Linked DNA regions of Homo sapiens: region 1 is linked to region 2. The links are chromatin contacts, found by Hi-C or POLR2A ChIA-PET in ENCODE. All regions are on one chromosome and are shown on one strand. Each heading gives the region's core, a stretch centred on a gene start or an enhancer-like site at or near the end of the contact. The rest is flanking DNA. Distances are from core to core; before and after follow the strand shown. Region 1 has its middle 140 kb from the start of LINC03099. Region 2 has its middle 75 kb from the start of BCOR.

The links. A loop is a pair of places that touch in the nucleus more often than their neighbours do. ChIA-PET counts read pairs that join two places held with the same protein, here RNA polymerase II (POLR2A). Pooled maps may share reads with other maps.
Region 1: a loop to region 2 is called in a pooled map, with 4 times the contacts of the local background. The contact joins two enhancer-like sites. A Hi-C loop is called at or near these places in 4 of 37 single-sample maps with no recorded cell type and 3 of 50 pooled maps. POLR2A ChIA-PET finds 5 or more read pairs at or near these places in 2 of 52 experiments (Caco-2 and K562).

What each region holds. Positions count from the first base shown.
Region 1 is chrX:40,401,562-40,406,060 of GRCh38, forward strand. No RefSeq gene overlaps it. Among named protein-coding and RNA genes, the nearest start is that of LINC03099, 140 kb to the left of the region's middle. Within about 2 kb of position 1,775, at least 2 of the 41 ENCODE cell types and tissues checked have a DNase peak (open chromatin) inside an H3K27ac peak, as active enhancers do.
Region 2 is chrX:40,170,262-40,174,972 of GRCh38, forward strand. It overlaps a transcript of BCOR not described here. Among named protein-coding and RNA genes, the nearest start is that of BCOR, 75 kb to the left of the region's middle. RefSeq lists enhancers at 1-241, 1-23, 4,635-4,684 and silencers at 1,749-1,808, 1,829-1,908. Within about 2 kb of position 1,855, at least 31 of the 41 ENCODE cell types and tissues checked have a DNase peak (open chromatin) inside an H3K27ac peak, as active enhancers do.

The DNA.
Region 1 (4,499 bases), core at 525-3,024, 230 kb after region 2:
CTCACTCTGTCACTCAGGCTGCAGTGCAGTGGCATGATCTCAACTCACTGCAACCTCCGCCTCCCAGGTTCAAGCAGTTCTACTGTCTCAGCCTCCTGAGTAGCTGGCACTACAGGCATATGCCACTACGCCCGGCTAATTTTTGTATTTTTAGTAGAGATGGGGTTTTGCCATGTTGGCCAGGCTGGTCTTGAACTCCTGACCTCAGGTGATCCACCCACCTCGACCTCTCAAAGTGCTGGGATTACAGGCGTGAGCCACGGCACCCTGCGGACAAAGGGTATTTTAAAAGAGAAATGTTCTCTTTTACCTGGAAGCCCCAAACTTGTGAGTTTCGTTTATAGATCATTGACCAGAACTGAGACACATGTGTCCTCTGCCCAGCTGCATGGGAGTCTAGGAAGAGGAGCATTTTAACTTTCCAGTTTCTATGGTAGAAGACAAAGGAAAAGAGGACTGTGAATGGTTTAGGGGTGGCCATTCCAGTGTGTGCCATAATGTTCTTCTGCAAAATAAAGGAATTAGACTCAATAGTTTCTCAATTCCTTTCCGGATGACATTGTGTGGGAGTGGACTGGTGAGAAGCTGCATGAGCTAATGGAAAAAACACCTGAGGCCGGGCGTGGTGGCTCATGCCTGTAATCCTAGCACTTTGGGAGGCCAAGGCGGGCGGATCACCTGAGGTCAGGAGTTTGAAACCGGCCTGGCCAACATGGCAAAACCCCATCTCTACTAAAAATACAAAATTAGCCGGGCGTGGCGGCAGGCGCCTGTAGTCCCAGCTACTCAGGAGGCTGAGGCAGGAGAATCGCCTGCACCCGTGAGGCAGAGGTTGCAGTGAGCCGAGGTCACACCAATGCACTCCAGCCTGGGCGAGAAGAGTGAAACTCCGTCTCAAAAAACAAACAAACAAACAAAAAACACTTGAAGTCGGTTTTGTTACTGTAAAGCCTGGAGTTTGAATCCTGGCTCTGCCATAACAAGCCCTGTGACCTTAGATAAGTCACTTAACATCCCTGAGCTCCATTTGCTTTATGTATAAAATGAGGATAATAATATTCACCTCTCAACGATGCTGTGAAGATTGGGGTCATATGTCAAGTTCCTAGCACAGAGATGGGCGCACATACTACTCACTCCTCAAAATGACAGCTGAGTCACAATGCTGGCTGATACGTCTCAGCTTTCTATGGGCGACCAGGATGCTGCTCAAGCTTTACCCAGGGCCAAGAGCTCCCTCCTCTCTCCCTCTCCCCCTACTTCCCCTGCTTGCAACCACCAATGGTGACCAGTAATGATCCAGATCATATCCAGACCTCTAAGGTAGCAAACTAATTGGTCCTGGTGGAGATAACTTGGACCACCCAGGCAGGCAGCTCAGCATGGATAGAGGCCACCTCAGTGGATGTTAAACATTAACAAAATCGTAGAGTGGAAATGCTGGCAACGCTTTAATCAGAGCAGGGCTGGCGGGTGTTGAGACCATGCAGATGAAGTGCGGCTCAGAGCTTGAGGGGCTATAGCTTAGGTGGCACCGGAGGTGGTACCCTGAGCCTGCCCTGAGCCAAGAAACGCCTCCATGCAAGGCCAGGGTGTCCTCTCTGGGGAGGAAGCCCCACGTGCTTGAAGGTTTCTTAAAATAGAGCCAAAAGGGTTTCTGCTGCCAGCGCTAAGGAGCTGAGGGCTTTTCCCTCTCCCGCTGAAGGTTGTAATTCTCCTGCCATGATTCGGGTTCCCCTTGCCAGGACTGCTTAGCATTACTGGCTGATCTGAAGGAGGCTTGGGGCCTTTGATGACACTGCCTGATGACTCAGAACTGAACGCAGCTTGGAAGCGCTAACTGAGCAGATTGTTCAGGGCAAGCTGGGGCTGTCTTCTGCCTTCTGAAGATCTATGGTTTGGGCCCTGTTATTGGCTAAATCATGTCCCCCACCACAATTCAGATGTTCAAGTCCTATGCCCTGGGATCTCAGAATGTGACTGTATTTGGAGACAGGACCCTTAAAGATGTGATTAAATTAAAATGAGGTCTTTATACTGGACCCTGATCCACTATGTCTGGTGTCCTTATAAGAATAGGAGGCCAGGCACGGTGGCTCACGCCTGTAATCCCACCACTTTCGGAGGCTGAGGCTGCAGGATTGCTTGAGGCCAGGAGTTCAAGACCAGTCTGGGCAACATAGCAAGATCTTGTCTCTACAAAAAATTTAAAAATTAGCCGGGCATGATCGTGTGCTTCTAGAGTCCCAGCTACTCGGAAGGCTGAGGCAGGGAGTTGGAGACTGCAGTCTTAAAAAACAAAACAAAAACTAAAGCGAAAACAAAAACAAAAGAAAGAGGAGATGAGGACACAGACGTACACAAAGGAAAGACCATGTGAAGACACAATGATAAGAAGGCCACATGCAGGCCAAGGTCAGAGGCCTCAGAAGGAACCAACCCTGTGACACCTCAATCTAGGATTTCCAGCCATAAGAACTGTGAGAAGATAAATTTCTGTTGTTTAAGCTTCCCAGTGTGTGGTACCTCGTTGCAGCAGCCCTCATAGTCTAATACAGGCTTTTACAACTCCGTTCTGTGCTTTGACCCTGAAAAAAGAAGAAGATGAAGGAGAGGATACTAGTTTGAAGTGATTGGCACTGATCTGTCTTCTCACACCTATAAACTGCTATATGCCTGGTATCTATTATGATCAGGATATATTTATAATAGACCACAGGAGCCGATTGTGGCTAATAGTGGTGAAACTGTCCTCACAAGGTTGACAAAAATTGCATGCCGGGTTCTGGACAGAAATATAGTTATCATTAAGCATCAGTTAGACTGCACTCTGGCCCACTTCCTTGTTGCTAAAAGTCCTGCAGCACTAGATACTGACCATTTGTCCTGTAGATAGGATTTCTGACTGTTTAAGAGTTGATTTGCATTCCCATCATTCCTACAGACAGGATCTCTGACATTAGAATCATAAGGTTTTTGTTTAAGGATGACTTACGATGGTTTTCAGACCTTGAATTCCCGCAACCAGTTTGAAGACCCCCACAGAGGAACAAGATCAGCACGAGAACAGAGTTTCTTCACCTTCTGGTCCCATGACTTCACTCTGCACTCTTCCACCAATCAACCGTCTCCACACTTTGGCCCACTCCAAAACCCTTAAGAATTCTAACCCCCAATTCCACAGGGAGATGGATTTGAGCTTCCCTTCCATCTCCTCATTCAGCAACCCTACAATTAAGCCTCTTTCGCTGTTGCAACCCGGTGTTTCAGAGCACTGACTTGCTGTGTGCATCGGGCAATGAACTTATTATGGTTACAACAGCATCTGAAGACTAAACATTTTGGGGGACTCTCTTTTTAAAAATGAATACAAAATTACAAATACAAAACCTGCTATGAAGGTGAACGTTTAAATGAGAAAAGAAATGACAATTATGAAATTTAAAAGCTCACAAAGACTTCAAACTTCACAAAATCCAGAAAAATATCTAGTGTTTTTACTAATTAATTGTCTGAAACACTTTTGTGATTCCTTTTTCTACTCTGGTGGGCTGTGCCGCTTTGATCGCCTTTTCATGTGATAACAATTTTAAAACATTGTTTTCTATAGAGACAATAGAAAGATCAGTCTTTCCTCCAGTGTGCTTGATCTCCTTTTTATAAAATTATTGATAGTGTTGTAAAGTTTCTTTCAGATTCACTAGTTGTCATTGGTAATTAGCTTCCATTGTGATGTATTAAGAGAGTGACATTTTGAAGTAACTGTGGGTCTCCTTCTACTTTACATTTTTGACTACTACTGAGATACTTCTACCTTCCTATCCTATTTGAATTTTGGTATGATGAGTAATTCTTATGTGTGTGTGTGTGTGTGTGTGTGTGTGTGTGAAATTAGCATGAAATTAAGGTGCATATATTGTGCTGCAGTGCTGCATAATTGAATAATAAAATAAAAATTACTCTTATGCTACATGCATTGATGTGTTGATAAGCCTGTGTAGTTTTGACACTAGAGCACTTGTTTCTTCAGGCTGTTTTGCAGCAACATTAGCAATTTTGCATTCCCTTTTTCCTTCTGGATTCACTGGACTCTGTCAGGACAAGATGCGTCAGATATGCTAAAATGCGATCTGAAACACTGGATGGATAAAACTTGCCACTTTTCAAACAGATGCCACTTGTGTTTGTAGGACTGTTACAGTTTCGTGCCCTATGAAACACATGAATTTTGATAAATCCTTTTTTGTGCAAGTCCCATCAGAAAAGAAATAAAAATATATGGTGTGTTATTAATTGCATACACTGCATTATTGAGTCTATTCCTGACAGAAGCAAATTTCCATTTTGACTAGGAAGATTTTCCACAGATTAGCTCCTGGCTCCGTACATTTCAGGCTTTGTTTCTTCTGCTACCTACATATTTTTAGGGGCTGGGTGCCATAAGACACCATGGAAGACTGTATTTTCCAAAATGGTCACGATCAGACCTTCCATCTCAC
Region 2 (4,711 bases), core at 605-3,104:
CAACGGGCATCTCTTCTGCAGACTAACAGAAGGGGATATAGCCAGGAAGCTACTATAAATTTATATTCTTCTTCCGGTTTTGTTTTGGTTTTGGTTTTTTTTTTTTTGAGACGGAGTTTCGCTCTTTTGCCCAGGCTGGAGTGAAGTGGCACGATCTCGGCTCACTGCAACCTCTGCCTACCGGGTTCAAGCAATTCTGCCTCAGCCTCCCCAGTAGCTGGGATTACAGGCGCCCGCCACCTTGCCCGGCTAATTTTTTGTATTTTTACTAGAGACGGGGTTTCGCCATGTTGGCCAGGCTGGTCTCGAACTCCTGACCTCACGTGATCCACCCATCTCGCCTCCCAAAGTGCTAGGATTACAAGCGTGAGCCACCGCGCCCAGCCTTCTTAAAATGTGATTTGACCCAATTTAAAGCCTCCCTTTCTTCCCCATTAACCTCCAGTTTTTGACAGATTTTCTTAGAACATTCCAAAGATTCTCTCATTACTTCAGAAACTTATCTCGAAATGATGTAAAAGGAGGTTCAAAATATTAGGTTGCTTTTGGGTTCCCTTTATCTCGAACATTGTTGCGTAGATTTGAGAAAGGGCTGATTTCTACTTTGTTTTCTAATCAGCAAGTCACTGGTTTTTCTACCTAAGAGAGACTGAACATTAACCACAGTGAAGCAGAAGGGTTGAGCCGCATTTACAAAGTGCCTTCACATTTTGGTCCTCAGAAACCCATCCGAGGGGGACAGAGTAGGTGTTACTGTTCTGATTTTACACATGAAGAGACTGGCCACTCGCCCCCACAAATTTCTGGAAGCTAGTCTTCCTCACTGAACTGGAGCCAGAAGCCATGTGAAGCCAGCCTGCTCCTGCCTACACCCTCCTTCCTCCAGGTCAATGTCATTTAGAATATATTGCATCCTTTTCTTGGATCTGTCTGCTAGGACCCGGGCCACCCTCCTGCTGGAGGCAACCCCGACAGCCCATATTTTAAGCAGCTCTTTTCACAGCCTGCAAACCTCACGGATTGTCTCTTACAACTGTCTGTTTACTCACTTCCCTCCACCCAGTCAATTCCGACTCCAGGCCCGGGAGGACAATTTTAAAGTGTTTCTGCAGACAGACCCTCTGGCCGCGCCGGAAGTGTTTTATGGACCTGTGAGCCGAGTTAATCCCAGGAGGCGCGGCTGGATTAGTCCCGGGTATGGGTGGGGGATTCATGTGTTTAGGTTTAATCCCCATGGGGGGGGGGCGTAAGGAGAATGGGGGTCGGGTGGCTTCAGCAATGTGTGCCCCCTCCCCATTAAACTCCGAGATTTGCGCTAGAGCGGATGGAAACCGAGGCACGCAGCCCTCGACCCCGGCCAGGCGTGGAGTAGGGGAGCAGGGGGTGCCCCGCGTGGGCGCACCCTAAGAAACCAGTGCGGACATGGCGAGCGAGACCAGAGCGCAGTTGTGTGTGGTTTTTCCCCAGGTTTTTATTCTTCCAGCCCTGTGGAAAGGAGGAGAGCCGCAACCCGGAGAGGGAGCCGGAAAGAAACACTTAATCACCGGCGTCTCGCTGCTCGTCACGCGAAGATGGCAGCGGCTCCCCTGGGTTTCAAGGTTCCGGGAAAGGCGTGTGTTCTGCCTTAAGGCGCGCGGGCTGATGCGCTCTCTCCCTCGGCTCGGCGGCCGGCTCCGGCTCACAGAGCCTCTCTCAACGCCGGCAAGTGCAGCCGGGCCGCCCAGCCCCCAGGCCAGCCTGGCCCCCTCTGGGCCTGGGGTTGGCGAGGGCAGCTGGGCGTCTGCGCTGCCCAGCCCAGCCGCGGATCCATGGGGTTTCGCGAGCTGAAAGTAAAGGCTTGAGGGAGTGGGGACACCCACACCGACCCGCGGCACGCAGGGGAGTCAAGCTGCGGCCAATGCAAGACGAGCAGGGTAGACTACTACTAGCGGTGGCCGGAGGCTCAGCCACCTTCGCGGGAGAGGGGATTTACCGCCACCCTCATCCACGCGCAGGCCCCACCGCCCGGTCCTCTCCTCTGATCCCCGGGCCATTGCGAAACACGGAGCGAACAGGTCCTCGCCAGCAGCCGTCATTTCCCGGGAAGATGGGAACCCACAAGCCTGACTGTGCTTCCTAAGGATACTAGCGTGCGCGCAGACCTTGGGGGGAAAGAGGGCAGCGCGGTCTCCCCGACCCGGACTCTTCCCTGGCGCAGCACACAACCGCCACGGGCTTCCGAAGCGCCCGAGCGGGGAGGAGGAAGGAAAAGCGGAGGCCCGGGAGGCGGGCTGCGCGCTTGGAAGCCGTGTGTGTTTATGTGTCTGCGCGCGCGCCCTGGCCGGACGGGTGTTGAGGGGAGAGTGATCGTGAGCAACCCGGAACCAGCAGTCCCAACCTGGACTGACGAACTGGGCTCTCCAGTCCTGGGCCGTGGGGCTCCATGCCTCGGGCTGGCGGGACAAGCGGCGGGGAGCCCGGAGCTTCGGAGCCGCCGCCGGGCATCTAGCCAGCTCCGCGGGAGAAGCCCGGGGGCGCGTCGGGAGCCAGGGGACTGGTGTGAACTAGCCGCCCCCGCAGGCGGACGTTTAGCTCCGGCACCCGGGAGCACTGACACTGGGCGATAAGGAGTTCCTCGGCAATCGGCTGTCCCCAGTCCCCAGTCACCTCCGGCGGACGTGACCGCCGGATGCTATGCAGCTAGGTGGGCCAGGGGGGCCTTTGCATTGCCTTCCCTGACCCCTTCCTTGCCGCGGAGGAGCCACAGTAAGATGCCTCTGTACGACTCTCCAGAACTTTCTTTTGCAAAATAAAGGCCAAATGTTGGGCCTTCTAGTCTCTTCATATTTTCCTTTGGAAGGTTGGGGTCCAGGCAGTCCTCTCGAAACAACCCCCAAACAGATCACTTTCATTACAAAACGCTAGAGAGGCAACACAGCCCTATTTCTCTCTCTGGTCAATCCAGGCCCTATCTCTCCCTCTGGTCAATCCAGGCCCTATTATCCCAAGCTGTGCGGCTTTGGGCAAACCGCTTAACAGTTCGAAACCTCGGAGTCCTCATCTGTAAAATAAGACCAATACTATTATCTACCTCGTAGGGTTGTTCTGAGGATAACATGCCTCCATACATAAGGTGCTTAGAACGCTGCCTCCAGTACAATGCTACGTGTGTTTGTTACTATGATCTGGCACTCCCTTTGGATGGGTAGGGAGTACAAAGTTCCGGGTTAAAGTTCCTGGAAGTTTACATGGAGCCAGTGGTCTTGGCAGGGTGGAAAGGGCACTATTGTATGGCCACTGAAAAGTGAAGGCCAAATGCCCTCAAACTGTCTAGGTCTCCACTAGACCGTCCCATAAAGGCTTGTGTGTGTGTGGTGGTGGATAGGAGGGAGAGTCCTTTTTAATGGTGCTCATTTAGACTGGATTAATAGCAAGTTCCGTCAGGGCTCAGGCACCATTACCCACTCTCTCCCTGCAGCCCTGGGGAAGAGCGCTGGTTTCCAGGACCTCCAGCCTACTCTTCCAGGACACCTTTTTTGATGGCTGAAGGCCACCTCTTTAAATCAGTTCTCGGAGGAGTTGGCCAAAAGCCATGTCCTCTGGGATGTACTTTGGTCTAACACTGGTGCAGGGCTGGCGTATGGCAGGCCTTGTCCCTGGGCCGCTGGCGGGCCACATTTTACTGGTGCACAGATGCAAATACCACTTCTGTAGACAGAATCGGTCAGACTTCTAATTTCAAAAGGCTTCCCATTACCTTTGAAATGGCGACTCTGGCAAAAAGGGGAGGAGTTGCGGCAAATAAGAGCCTAGGGAGGCCTCGGCCTCCCCTGCTTGGCCTCTCCAGGGTCACCCATAATTCATTAGGTGAGGCTGCCTTTTCCTTTTCAAACACAACGCAAATGGCCTTTGCCTTAAGTGGCTACCGGCGTTTGCCTAATCACTGAAATGTGCTGGCAGTGCGCTCTAGCTCTCAGTAGATCCTTATCGGAACTGTGCGTGCCAAGCTGCCAGCCCCGAGAAAGACAAAGAACACGGGCGCCTCCAGGTTTGCTTCTGAGGCCTCAGGGTCACCTCTGGGGCTTCCCCTTCACAGCCTCCGGCCCCTACAAGACGCTCCCAGCCAGCCTCCGGAACAAACCCGCAGCCCTAAATCAGAATTCCAGTTCTCGAGCGCCACCCGGAGAGTTCACATTTCCCCTCCTCCGAGGCCGCGTGGTGCGCAAGAAAGAGCCCGAGGGCGGCGGCAGCACACGTCTGGGCAGCCCCCTCCCCGTACCCAGCAGCGTGTACGCAGGAAAAGAAAAAGCCAAGAGAAAAACGTGGACTGTAAAAGCCAAAACGCAGAACCATCTACTACTAACTACCGACAACCCCAGGCGGGAGTTTGCAAGGAGTAAGCAACCCTCTAATAGAAACTACAACTAAAATAATTCCTCTCTTCGCGTTCTATTAAGGTCCTGGAAGGTGGAACGCAAAGGGGACCCTGTCTTCTTAGGACACAGACTGGCTGCGCCGATAGTGCTCAGCCCCGCACCTCCTGAGCATACATTTAATGTTAGGCAAAGAGCAAGTTTCCTATCTACCGTTTGACCACAGTTTCTCACAGTATTTCTAATTGATTCAACGTGTATTAGATTGAAACAAAAATGATCTTGGTTGGAATATACACGGGCAACCTGTATTTAGATGGGGTAAGTTCCTGCAGCTATCTGACCACATTTGTCTGGTC